Regions from separate parts of the Homo sapiens genome. Here region 1 is linked to region 2. Evidence: read pairs that join two places in POLR2A ChIA-PET (ENCODE). Cell type or tissue: GM12878. All regions are shown on one strand. Links, peaks and the distances in the headings refer to the core of each region. The heading gives the core; the rest is flanking DNA. Region 1 overlaps RRAGC (Ras related GTP binding C). Region 2 overlaps LOC124904088 (a long non-coding RNA gene).

Region 1 (5,000 bases), core at 1-5,000, 200 kb before region 2:
GAAGCAAAGAGAGAAGAAAGTTTTCAGAAAGGAGGGACTGACAAGATCACATGCTTAGAAGATTGAAAAGCCTGCAGAGTAAGAAAAGGCCACTGAATGCAGGAAGGAGGTAACCTGGTAACTTCCAAAAGTCTAGTTTCTATCATCAGAGTGAACAGGCAACCTACAGAATGGGAGAATATTTTTACAATCTACCCATCTGACAAACGGCTAATATCCAGAATCTACGAGGAACTTAAACAAATGTACAAGAAAAATACAACCCCATTAAAAAGTGGGCAAAGGATATGAACAGCCACTTCTCAAAAGAAGACATTTATGCAGCCAACGAATATATGAAAAAAAGCTCATCACCACTGGTCATTAGAGAAATCCAAATCAAAACCACAGTGAGATACCAGCTCATGCCAGTTAGGATGGCGATTATTAAAAAGTCAGGAAACAACAGATGCTGGAGAGGATGTGGAGAAATAGGAACACTTTTACACTGTTGGTAGCAGTGTAAATTATTTCAACCATTGTGGAAGACAGTGTGGTGATTCCTCAAAGATCTAGAACCAGAAATACCATTTGACTCAGCAATCCTGTTACTGGGTATATACCCAAGGGATTATAAACCATTCTACTATAAAGACACACGCACACGTATGCTTATTGCAGCACTCTTCACAATAGCAAAGACTCGGAACCAACCCAAATGCCCATCAATGACAGACTGGATAAAGAAAATGTGGCACATATACATCATGGAATATTATGCAGCCATAAAAAAGGATGAGTTCATGTCCTTTGCAGGGACATGGATGAAGCTGGAAACCATCATTCTCAGCAAACTAACACTGGAACAAAAAACCAAATACTGCATGTTCTCACTCATAAGTAGGGAGCTGAACAATGAGAACACATGGACACAGGAAGGGGGACATCACACACCAGGGCCTGTCAGGGGTGGGTGGCTGGGGGAGGGATAACATTAGGAGAAATACCTAATGTAGATGACGGGTTGATGAGTGCAGCAAACCACCATGGCACATATATACCTATGTAGCAAACCCGTGCGTTGTGCACATGTATCCCAGAACTTAAAGTATAAACAATAAATAAATAAAAGTCTAGTTTCAGTAGACTTGTTCAGATGGAAGCCAAACTGCATTCAGTTAAACAGGTAATGAAAGCATTTGAACGCAGAAAAGCTAGAATTAAAATCTTGATTTAAAATGAAAGATCAAAAAAAGAAAAGAGAAAGTCTGGACTATACATGGAAGGAAAGGGACAAAAGCAGTTTGAGCTTTTTTTTTCTGATAGCTATTTGTCTAACACTGCAATTATTATTTTCACTTGTTTTCAAGAACCTGAGAAGTTATGGCAAAGAAATTAACATAAAAACAGCTTTTTAAAATGCTATTACCTTTTCTTTCAAAGCTTTCTTCCCTTAGAATGCAGACCAGTGCCAAAAATTTAGTCACCTCCTTTAAATAAAGGACAGTTGTATTATTCAGCTTGATAATTGCCATAGATTCTTTGTCATAAGCACTTCCACTTCCATCTTCCTTTAACCTATTTTAAAAGAAAGTACTATTCATTACAGGTTTCCCATCTAGGCATCTGCCACATTTAATCTGCACAATGACATCCACCCAGTTTCCCAAATGTCTCTGGGAAAGAATACTGGCTTAAACATATTGGGAGAGAGTGTTGTTAAGGTATAGTGTTCCTAAACACAGAATTTCAGGGATACCTATTAAAAACAACAACTCCATACACATCCTTTAATATAGATAATCAGACATTTGGAGAAAAAGGTGCAAACATATGTATATCTTAACCAGGGAAATGACAACGTTACCAACATCTCACCAGGTGGGGCTACTCACCCCCTAGACTGTGTTCTGTAAACCCAGCTGAGGTGTCTCCTCTCTTTACTGCCCTAAGGTAACAGGGACCTCTGGGACCTGCCGCCTCACTTAGATGAGCTCCTTCGAGGCATATTCTATTTGCCAGGTCAATCACATTTTCACAGAAAACATATTTTTTGCTTCCTCACAAAAGCAAGAAAATACTTAGACTAAACAAGAACAGTCTCAGCTAGAGACTAGCAGGGACTATGTTGAAATCAACAACTTTTAAAAAGAGATACGGACTCAAGAGTCTTTTCTGATGTACTTGCCTATAAAAATCTAAAGGTTATCTAGCTATTGTTACGAATTAAGAGTTATTAAAAATGCTTTTTTAAAAGTATTTGCCTTCAAAAACAGAAAAGGTGAGGGAAATATACTAAAAAGAAAATGTCGGCTGGGTGCAATGGCTCACACTTGTAATCCCAGCACTTTGGGAGGTTGAGGCGGGCCACCTGTCTTGAGGTCAGGAGTTCGAGACCAGCCTGGCCGACATGGTGAAGCCCCATCTCTACTAAAAAATAAAAAATAAAAAGTAGCCGGGCATGGTGGCTCACACCTGTAGTCCCAGCTACTCGGGAGGCTAAGGCAGGAGAATCGCTTGAACCCAAGAGGCAGAGGTTGCAGTGAACTGAGACTGTGCCACTGCACTCCAGCCTGAGTGACAGAGCAAGACTCTGTCTCAGGGAAAAAAAAGAAAAAAAGGAAAAGAAAATGTCAGGAGTAACTGGTAATTTTCTTTGGCAGTAAAACAATGTATCTTTTTTCTCCTATTTTCACTTTTCTATATTTTCCATGCAGTTTTTAATGAATAGGGGTGAGGTTTACTTTTTAAACTATTCCAAGCCTTACAATTTGTGTTCTCATATGGTAGCATAAGCATAATGTCAAAAAAAATTTGGGGTCTGGCATGGTGGCCCATGCCTGTAATCCCAGCACTTTGGAAGGCTGAGGTGGGAGGAATGCTTGAGCTTTGGAATTCAAGACCAGCCTAGGCAACACAAGAACACACACACACACACACACACACACACACAATTTTAAGGTGACAGAAATAACACTAAAACAGTTGTTAGTGGTTGACTTGAGTAGTGGCTCTTTACTCCTATTTTCATTTCTCTATATTTTCCGTGTATTTTTTTTTTCATGAAGTGGGGGCTTATTTTTACTATTCTGAACCTTGCAGTTTACCTTCTCATACATTTCTTTGATCCTCACAACAACCCTGAGGACACGAATTATTACTATAGCCCTATTTAACCACATTATGTCCTTTCTGCAACAAGCGAAAGTAAACTACATAAATACAAGAGGACTATGCCCATTGAAAAGATACAGAGGCCAGGCACATGGCATACACCTGTAATCCCAACACTTTGGGAGGCCAAGGAGGATCACTTTAGCCCTGGAGTTCAAAACCAGTCTGGGCAACAAAGTGAGACTCCATCTCTACAAAAATATCCAAAAGTTAGCCAGGTGCAGTGGCACACGCCTGTGCTCCTGGCTACACAGGAGGCTGAAGGAGGACAGCTTGAGCCCAGGAGGTCGAGGCTGCAGTGAGCTGTGTTCACTACTGCACTCCAGCTTGGGCAACAGAGACCCTATCTCAAAAAAAAAAAAAAAAAAGGTAGGAACTGAAGTTCATTAAAAATGAAGTAATCTCCTGGCAAAGTCAGGACTCAAACTTAGGGTTTTTAACTCAATTCCATGCAGTTTCCAGTACCTTAACTAATATAAAGTTAATTTGGGACGGCAGAGTGGAGGGGAAGTTGGTGTCATTTGCTTTTAAGAGTATAGAAGAAAACTACTTCCTTCTAATTGGAGAAGAGGAAGTTATAAGTGCTACATGTTCTCAGCTTATAGTTAAGATGCCCCATGTAGATCTTTTTCTGTGCCACATGGAAAGTGAGAACAAGAACTAACTCTGACAACAGGTTCCAACATAGACAACCCTAAAGATGATTCCCTAAACCAGTACCCACAGCCAGCAACTGTAAAAAACTATAAAGCTCCTAATGTCAAGCCAGCATATGATCTTGAATCACACACTAACATGAGAAAGAAATAAGAAAGGCACATTCTATTCAAAGTCTGGAGATTAGAGTGACTTGATTTGGCTGTGATTAATAAAATTAAGAATAAAAATATGTTAATGACCTTAAAATGCTTGCTCAGAATCTGTAAAGCATAAGATCTGCTTTCTACATTTATCTGTTTTAACAGTTTTTAAGACTATTAGGAAAATATGCTAATCTTAATCAAAATAATGCCAAGGCAGGCCAAGAGTGGTGGCTCATGCCTGTAATCCCAGCACTTTGGGAGACTAAGACGGGAATATTGCTTAAGGCCAGGAGTTCGATACCAGCCTGGGTAACACTATGAGACCCTGTCTCTACAAAAAAGTAAAATTAAAAAAACAAAAAAGGCCAGCTGCAATGGTTCACACTTGTAATCCCAGCACTTTGGGAAACCAAGACAGGAGAATCACTTGAGTCCAGGAATTCAAGACCAGCCTAGGCAACATAGTGAGACCCCATCTCCACAAAAATCAAAACTCAGCCAGGCATGATGGCACACGCCTGTAGTCAGGAGCATCACTTGAGCCTGGGAGGCAGAGGCTGCAATGAGCTGTCATTGTACCACTACACTTCAGCCTTAGTGACAGACCATGTCTCAAAAAAAAAAAAGAAAAAAAAAAGGTTAGCTGGGTATGGTGTGGTGTGCGGCTGTAGTCCCAGCTACTCAGGAGGCTGAGGTGGGAGGATCACTTGAGTCCAGGAGATTGAGGCTGCAGTGACCCGTGGCTGGAGTGCAGTGATGCAATCATAGCTCACTGCAGCCTGGAACTCCTGGGATCAAGTAATTCTCCTGCCTCATCCTTCTGCTTAATCCCCCAAATTTAGCTAGGACTACAGGTGGACACTACCACATCCAGCTAATATAATGTACTTTATTATGTATAAGGTATTTTAAAATGTATTGGCTGGGAGTGGTAGCTCACGCCTGTAATCCCAGCACTTTGAGAGGCCAAGGCAGGTGGATTACCTGAGGCCAGGAGTTCGAGACCAGCCTGGCCAACATGGTAAAACCCTGTCTCTACTAAAA
Region 2 (8,754 bases), core at 1,775-6,774:
GAGACTGTCTTGAAAAAAAAAAAAGGAAGGAAAGAAGGAGGAGGAGGAGAAGAAAGAAGAAGTTTTATTATTGTTATTTTTTGAGATGGAGTCTTGCTCTGTAGCCCAGGCTGGAATACAGTGGCACACTCTTGACTCCCTGCCACCTCTGACTGCTGGGTTCAAAGGAGAAGGCGGAAGAAGAAGGAAGAAGAAGAAAGAAGGAGAAAGGCTGGGTGCAGTGGCTCACACCTGTAATCTCAGCACTTTGGGAGGCCGAGGCAGGTGAATCACAAGGTAAGGAGTTCGAGACCAGCCTGGCCAACTGGTGAAACCCTGCCTCTACTAAAAGTACAAAAATTAGCCGGGCGTGGTCTGAGGCAGGAGAATCGCTTTAACCTGGGAGGAGGAGGTTGCAGTCAGTCAAGATGGCGCCACTGCACTCCAGCCTGGGTGACAGAGTGAGACTTTGTCTCAAAAAAAAAAAAGGAAAGAAGGAGAAGAAAGAAGGAGGAGGAGGAGGAGGAGGAGAGAAGGAGGAGAAAAGTAGTTGAGGCCCAAACACCAAGAGGGAGCAAAGATTGAAAAGATGAGATGAGCCATGAAAGCAAGTACAGGAGTTACTGATGGTACTGGGGAGCCCGTGTAGGTTTAGGATCTGAGCTTTTGGAAGATTGATTGGGTAGCCTTTGAGCCACCTGATAAGTGGAAAGAACAAGAGAGGCTGGATCTGTGTTTTCAGGAAGCATATGTTGGCCCAGCAATTGCTGGCTTGTAGTGAGGAGGCACACAACTGGCCTAGGACAGTGGTCATGAAAATGCAGAGGAGGTAAAGTCCCTGCACTCCTAGGGAGACTAGTCCTGATGTCAGTCTGGAGTCAGTCAGAATGGTGTCCTCTCCCTCCCTGCACTACCCAGCCCAGTCAGTGGGAGGACTTCCTCAATTCCAGTAGCCATTCAAGTCCCTGGAATTGGTGGCTGTCACTTGCAAACTATAGCCACTTGAGCAGAAATGGGCCAGGATTACTTATCTTTAATCTGCATATCATTGGGAGGCACTTACCTGCTAGCTCTGGCTAAAAACTAGAGCAACCCTGGCCTGCCGTAGCTCCTGCTGCCCAGACAACTCCTCCAATATGAAAGGGATGAGGGGAACTCAAAGTTACAATGTCCTACTTGGAGCAGTAAGTTCAGTAGACATATCACTTGCCTCATTAACATCAAGCATCCCAAAACCCAGTCTGGGTCAGTTTTGCCCAGAGTGGGGTTTGTAGAACACGGGTTCTCCTGGGATCCTATACCTAGCCCAGAATCAGTTGCAAAAGCCAGGCCATAGCGAATTGTCCTGCCAGCCAGATAGCAGAGAATCTGACGGCAGCAGGCAGAAGGAGCCGCTCCATTGCAGTAAGCCAAGATCGCGCCACTTGCCTCATTACATCAAGCATCCCAAAACCCAGTCTGGGTCAGTTTTGCCCAGAGTGAGGTTTGTAGAACACGGGTTCTCCTGGGATCTATACCTAGCCCAGAATCAGTTCCAAAAGCCACGCTTTTGGACTTTCTCTCTCTCTCTCTCTCTATATATATATGTGTGTGTGTGTGTGTGTGTGTGTGTGTGTGTATACACACACATACATACAATGTTGTATATATTGTATATGTGTGTGTGTGTATATATATATATATATATATTTTTTTTTTTTTTTTTTTTTGAGACAGAGTTTCACTCTTGTTGCACAAGCTGGAGTGCAATGGCACGATTTCGGCTCACTGCAACCTCCGCCTCCTGGGTTCAAGTGATTCTCCTGCCTCAGCCTCCTGAGTAGCTGGGAGTACAGGCGTGCACCACCGCGCCCGGCTAATTTTTGCATTTTTAGTAGAGATGGGGTTTCACCATGTTAGCCAGGATGGTCTCGATCTCCTGACCTCATGATCTGCCCACCTCGGCCTCCCAAAGTACTGGGATTACAGGCATGAGCCACCATACCCGGCCTTCATTTTTATATTTTTAGTAGAGACAGGATTTCACCATGTTGGCCAGGCTGGTCTCGAACTTCTGACCTCAGGTGATCTGCCCACTTCAGCAGCCTCCCAAGTGCTGGAATTACAGGCGTGAGCCACCGCCTGGCCAATTTTTTGTATTTTTAGTAGAGACAGGGTTTCACCATGTTGGCCAGGCGGGTCTTGAACTCCTGATCTCAGATGATTAATCCACCTCAGCCTCCCAAAATGCTGAAATTACAGTGAGCCACCATGCCCAGCCTCTGAGTCAAAGTTTCTTTAATTGCAAAGTAGAGATCATTGTTTTTTTTTTGCTTTTTTTGTTTTGAGATGGAGTCTCGCTGTGTCACCCAGGCTGGAGTGCAGTGGTGTGATCTCAGCTCACTGCAACCTCCACCTCCCAGGTTCAAGTGATTCTCCTGCCTCAGCCTCCCGAGTAGCTGGGACTACAGATGTGCGCCACCATGCCCGGCTAATTTTTTGTATTTTTAGTAGAGATGGGGTTTCACCGTGTTAGCCAGGATGGTCTCGATCTCTTGACCTCGTGATCTGCCCGCCTAGGCCTCCCAAAGTGCTGGGATTACAGGCACAAGCCACCGTGCCCAGCCTGAGATCATTCTTACTTCACAGGATTTCCCTGATAATTAAGTGAACACACACACACACAGCATCTAACACAAAATACTTTGTACACAGTAGATACTAGACAAAAGATAACCATGGCTACTGCTGTTTCTTTTTTCTCCTCCTCCTGCCTACCCTTCCCCCTCATCCTTTTATCTATGGCCAAGCCCTCCTGAAGGGTCTCTTTGAATCGCGTTACCTCCTAGTTTGACACCAGTGCTCTTATTTCCCTGTGGCATTGGAGGGCTAGTCACATGGCACTGTGGCCAAGGAGAAGGATGATGTTCCAGGCCAAACACATCTGCAAATGTGTTGAGCTGGTGTCCTTGATGACAAATCAAATTGTTTTGTGTTTGGTTCCCCAGAGGCCTGAGTACCTCAGAGAAGCCAAGGTTCCTGCAGGAACCTCGTGCCTGCTGTCCACGTTGGGCTTCATTTTATCAAAATACAGCAAAGAGCTCATCATTTCTCAGCTCCTGTCGGAAGCAACAGTGGCTGTTCCTGGACACAGAGCTGCAGACAAGGAGTGGTGAGGATTCAGGCAAGAGAAGATGGGCAGCTTCCCCTTCATGCTTCCCTCTCAGGAAGAAGCCAGGGTGCCTGGGATCAAAGAGGCTAGGAGGCTGGTGAGGCCTCCTGTCCCTGAAAGCGGTCAGTGAACCCAAAAGTTGAAAAGCCTCTGCTTTGAGAGTGGTTCTGCTGCCCTACTGGTGCTGACAGTTTTAGAAACTGACATGGCAGAGCTGACCAGGCAGACTATATTTTTAGGACTCTGCTGGGGCCTATTGAAACGTCCACATTACTCAGATCACCAATCTGGCTGGAGCTACCAACACAGCATTCTTTGCTGTTTTAGAATACAAAGCTACCTCCCCTCGGGGCTTCACTTTGCAGCCACTGAGAATCCAAGGCTTCGCTAAATTACACGTTTCCATGGTCCCACTGGCTTGCTTTGCAGGGCTTCCACAAGAATGGGCTGGGAGCGTAACTGAGTAACTGAGTCATGATTAGGGGTTAATTAAGAGGAGAAATGGGCTAGCTGTTTCCTAAGATAAGGGAGGGGAAGTTTTTTTAAAAACTGTAACTGCTCAGAACAGTATGTGCTAAGGCAGACTTTCTGTGCTGGGAGACAGAACACTTCTGCAGTGATGTAGCAGAATCCTTAAAGGATCCTGCCAATGACTCTTTTTTTCTGGTGTCACATCCAATCTTTGCTGCAGCCAACACTTCCTGGAGATGAAACACAACTTCAATACAGAGATAGCAAGTTCACACTCTGGCAGTCATGCAAGGATGAGTGATGCGGGCCTTTTCTAAGTGAGTATGAACGGGTGGGACCTACGGTAAATTCAATGCAGTATAATCCGTCTACGGGGCAGTGGGCACCCAGCAACAGCCAACTGTTACCAAATCAAAGTGCAGGCCCAGGATGACTCATCTTCCAGCATTTCATGAGCAACCAGAAGTCTACATTTCTTTGAGAAAAAAAATTTTTTTGAGACGAGGTCTTACTCTGTTGCCCAGGCTGGAGTGTGTAGCTTCTACCTCCCGGGGCTTAGGTGATTCTCCCACCTCAAGTCTCCCAAGTAGCTGAGACTGCAGGCATGTGCCACCACGCTGGCTAATTTTTTTTTTTTTTTTGAGTCGGAGTCTCGCTCTGTCCCCCAGGCTGGAGCGCAGTGGCGCGATCTCGGCTAACTGCGAGCTCCGCCTCCCGGGGTTCGTGCCATTCTCCTGCTTCAGCCTCCCAAGTAGCTGGGACTACAGGCGCCCGCCACCACGCCCGGCTAATTTTTTTGTATTTTGTAGTAGAAACGGGGTTTCACCATGTTAGCCAGGATGGTCTCGATCTCCTGACCTCGTGATCCTCCCGCCTCGGCCTCCCAAAGTGCTGGGATTACAGGCGTGAGCCACCGCTCCCGCCCCATGCCAGCTAATTTTTTTGTAGAGACAGGGCTTCGCCATGTTGTCCAGGCTGGTCTCCAACCCCTAGGCTCCCCGCCTTGCCCTCCCAAAATGTGGAGATTACAGGTGTGAGCCACAATGCCTGGCCATTTTGAGGAATTTTTAAACACTGGCTTTAATTTTTCAAAGTATCTGGAGCAACTTCTGCTTCTGAGAGATAGAGTAGATATTCTTTTCCCCAGTCCTCCTGCTAAGTACAGCTAAAAACCCCAAAAACACTCTATATTATACAAAATGAACATAAGATGACTCTGAACAAGAAGAAAGCAGATTGGTTAGGGACCTCCAGATCCAAGGAATGACTCAGCAGTGACCTCCCTAAGTTTTCTTTTTGCCTCATATATGTCAGAATGGGTACTGGAGAAGCCAGCAACCCAAAACTGCCAACGATTGCAGACAAAAGCCCCAAGAAAAGCTTGTCTTTTTTTTTTTTTTTTTTTTGAAAGAGTGTCTTGCTCTATCGCCCAGGCTGGAGTGCAGTGGTGCAATCATGGCTCACTGCAGCCTTGATCTCCCAGGCTTAAGCTGCTTAGACTACAGATCTGCGCCACCATGCCTGACTAATCAATACAGTTGTTTTTTTTTTTTGAAACGGAGTTTCACTCTTGTTGCCCAGGCTGGAGTGCACTGGCGCGATCTCAGCTCACTGCTGCAACCTCTGCCTCCTGGGCTCAAGCAGTTCTCCTGCCTCACCTCCTGAGTAGCTGGGATTACAGGCATGCACCATCACGCCCTGCTATTTTTTGTATTTTTAGAAGTAGAGATGGGGTTTCACCATGTTGGTCAGGCTGGTCTCAAACTCCTGATCTCAGGTGATCCGCCCGACTCGGCCTCCCAAAGTGCTGGGATTACAGGCATGAGCCATCGTGCCCGGCCTTTTTGTTTTTTTTGTTTGTTTGTTTGTTATGTTTTTTTGTAGAGATGGGGGTCTCACTGTTTCCCAGGCTGATCTCAAATTCCTGGGCTCAAGCAATCCTCTGGCCTCAGCCTCCCAAAGTGCTGGAATTATAAGCGTGAACCATGGTGTCCTGCAAGTCTGCTTTCTGAGTCAAAGGACAAGAAAATAAACAGCCTAGAAAGACAGACAGCCTTGATTTTTTTATTTTTAGTTTTCATTTGGTTTGATTTTTCTTGAGACAGAGTCTCACTCTGTCGCCCAGGCTGGAGTGCAGTGGCACGATCTCGACTCACTGCAACCTCTGCCTCTCGGGTTCAAGCAGTTCTCCTGCCTGCCTCAGCCTTTCGTTCGGCCTCAAATGATCCGCCTGCCTCAGCCTCCCAGAGTGCTGGGATTACAGCCATGAGCCACTGCATCCAGCCGACAGACAGCCTTTAGACTATAGCCCCTCTACTCCAGCCCCACCCTCACCCCCATCAGCAAAGGCCAAGTGGAAAGCCTAGATCTCCAAACCTTGTTAGGCTGTAATGAAGTACTCCTTCCCTTCCCCACCAGGGTGATGTAGAAGAGGCCTAGTTATCCACTCAGGCCTTTCATCCATAATCAAGGCCACCTCTCCCAACAATGTCGGTGGAGGCCCACTCCCTCTCCCAGCCGGTGTGGTATCAGTGAATGCCTAATAGAGAAACTGGACTCCCACCCCTGCCCAGCAGTAAGAAGGAGCCCTGCCAACACCGGTGTCAATGGAGGCCAAGTGGAAAACCTGGACTTCCACACCCTCCTGGTAAAAATAAGGTAGCATCCGCACTTTCCCCACAGAAGCAATGTTAGAGGAGGCCTGCTGAAACACAAGCTATAAAGTAAGATCCAGAGGCTGGGCGCAGTGGCTCATGCCTGTAATCCCTGCACTTTGGGAGGCTGAGGTGGGAGGATTGCTTAAGCCCAGGAGTTCAAGACCAGCTTGGGCAACATACGGAGACCTTGCTGCTACAAAAAAACAAAAAACAAAAAAATTAGCTGGGCATGCTGATGCCTGCCTGTGGTCCTAGCTACTTGGGAGGCTGAGATGGGAGGATTGCTTGAGGCCAGAAGGTTGAGGCTGCAGTGAGTCATGACCCCACTGCACTCCAGCCTGAGTGACAAGGTGAGACCCTATCCCAAAACATTAAATAAGATCCAGAGTCTTATAACATGATGTGCAAAATGTCCAGGTCTTAAAGTCATTTGAACCGGAACCAGAAAATTTTGAATAAGAAAGGATAATCTATATACACTAACACCAAAATGACACAGATATTAGAATTATCTGAAAAAGATTTTGAAGTAGCCATCATAAAAATGCTTCAATGTATATAACGTGTTCAAATACAAACATACTTGGAACAAATGAAAAAATGGAAAGTCTGGAAAATATAATGTCTCAACAGATCGATACATAAAGAAGAACCAAATGGAAATTTTAGGAATAAAAAATACAATGATTGAAATTTAAAACTCAATGAATAAGCTCAGCAACAGAATGGAGAGGACAGAGGAAAGAATGAGTTTGAAGACAGAAAACTACAAATTATCCAATCTGAACACTAGGGAAAAAAAATAGAATGGAAAAAAAAAAAAACAGAGCCTCAGGGCCATGTGAGACAATAACATAAGATCTAACATTCATGTCATTGGAGTCACAGAAGGAGAAGAAATATTAAAAGAACAAATAGCCGAAATTTGCCCAAATTTTGCAAAAGACAAACTGACAGATTCACATAGCTGAGCAAACCTCAAACAGGATATGCCCATGAGAAAACACATCATAAACTTCTCAACATATACTTTTTTTTTTTTTTTTTTTTTGAGATGGAGTCTCCCTCTGCTGTCCAGGCTGGAGCACAGTGGCACAATCTCAGTTCGCTGCAACCTCCGCCTCCTGGGTTCAAGCGATTCTCTTGCCTCAGCCTCCCAAGTAGCTGGGACTATAGACGTGTACCACCATGCCTGGCTAATTTTTTGTATTTTTAGTAGAGATGGGGTTTCACCATGTTGGCCAGGCTGGTCTCGAAATCCTGACCTCAGGTGATCTGTCCGCCTCAGACTCCCAAAGTGTTGGGATTACAGGTGTGAGCCACCCGCACCCAGCCACAAATTCTTGAAAGCAGCCAGAGAGAAATGATACATTACCTATAGGGGGAAAACAATTCAAATGATGCTGAATTTCTCGTAAGGCACCATGGAGGCCAGGAGGAAGTGGAACAACATTTTTTTTTTTAGACAAGAGTCTTACTCTTTCACCCAGGGTGGAGTGCAGTGGCGCGATCTTGGCTCACTGCAACCTCCGCCTCCCAGGTTCAAGCAATTCTTCTGCCTCAGCCTCCCAAGTAGCTGGGGCTACAGGCGCGCCACCATGCCTGGCTAATTTTTGTATTTTTAGTAAAGACAGGAGTTTCACCATATTGGCCAGGTTGGTCTCGAACTCATGACCTCGTTATCTGCCCACCTCGGCCTCCCAAAGTGCTGGGATTACAGGCCTGAGCCACTGCGCCCAGCTGGAACATTTTTGAAATGCTGAAAGAAAAGAACTATCAACTTGGAATCCCATACCTGGTGAAACAATCCTTCAGGAATTGGGGGGAAGGGCTGTGGGGGAGGAAATCATGACATTCTTACATGAGGGAAAAACTAAGGGAATTTGTCACTGGCAGATTTACTTTATAGGGATTACTAAAGGCAATTCTCTAAACAAAGGGAGTGGTAACAAAAGGAATCTTGGAACATCAGGCAGGAAAAAAGGACAAAAAGAGCAAACATACAGGTCAATACAATAGATTGTCTTTTTCCTCTTGAGTATTCTAAATTATGTTCAACAGTTGAAGCAAAAATTACGCTTGTCTAAGTGGCTGTCCATATATGTAGAGGAAATACTTAAGATAGTTACATTATAATGGGAGAGTAAAAGGACACAGAAAAAGGTTTCTTTCTTTATTTGTAATCTGGTAGAACTTTCCAGAGGTATAGAGGTAATGTTTCTACCTTTCACTCAAACTGGTAAAATGTCAACACCAGTAGACTGTGATAAGTTACTGCACTCCAGCCTGGGCGACAGAGCGAGACCTTGCCTCAAAAAGGAAAGAAAAAAAAGAAAAAAAGAAAAGAAAAAGGAACACATACCAAACTTAAATGTGTACGTACCAAACAACAGACTTGAAAAATAAGTGAACCTGGCCAGGCGCGGTGGCTCATGCCTGTAATCACAGAAGTTTGGGAGGCCAAGGCAGGTGGATCACCTGAGATCAGGAGTTCGA

What was found. Peaks named below come from ENCODE experiments on the same cell type or tissue, not always from the same donor. Only the 100,000 strongest peaks of a DNase experiment are listed, where the experiment ranks them.
Region 1: POLR2A ChIA-PET joins it to region 2 with 5 read pairs; 6 of 35 experiments call an interaction of 5 or more read pairs at or near these places.

Annotation. Positions count from the first base shown.
Region 1 is chr1:38,844,531-38,849,530 of GRCh38, forward strand. It overlaps RRAGC (Ras related GTP binding C), which reads right to left. Exons shown (of 7, transcript NM_022157.4): 6 at 1,409-1,557. Among named protein-coding and RNA genes, the nearest start is that of RRAGC, 13 kb to the right of the region's middle. In GM12878, for the core only: a CTCF peak has its summit at 1,868; no DNase peak of the experiment used is centred there; H3K27ac peaks cover 635 bases.
Region 2 is chr1:39,044,070-39,052,823 of GRCh38, forward strand. LOC124904088 (a long non-coding RNA gene) reads left to right here. Exons shown (of 3, transcript XR_007065970.1): 2 at 2,967-3,918. Among named protein-coding and RNA genes, the nearest start is that of NDUFS5, 22 kb to the left of the region's middle. RefSeq lists an enhancer at 7,893-8,394. In GM12878, for the core only: no CTCF peak of the experiment used is centred there; a DNase peak (open chromatin) is centred at 3,902; H3K27ac peaks cover 739 bases.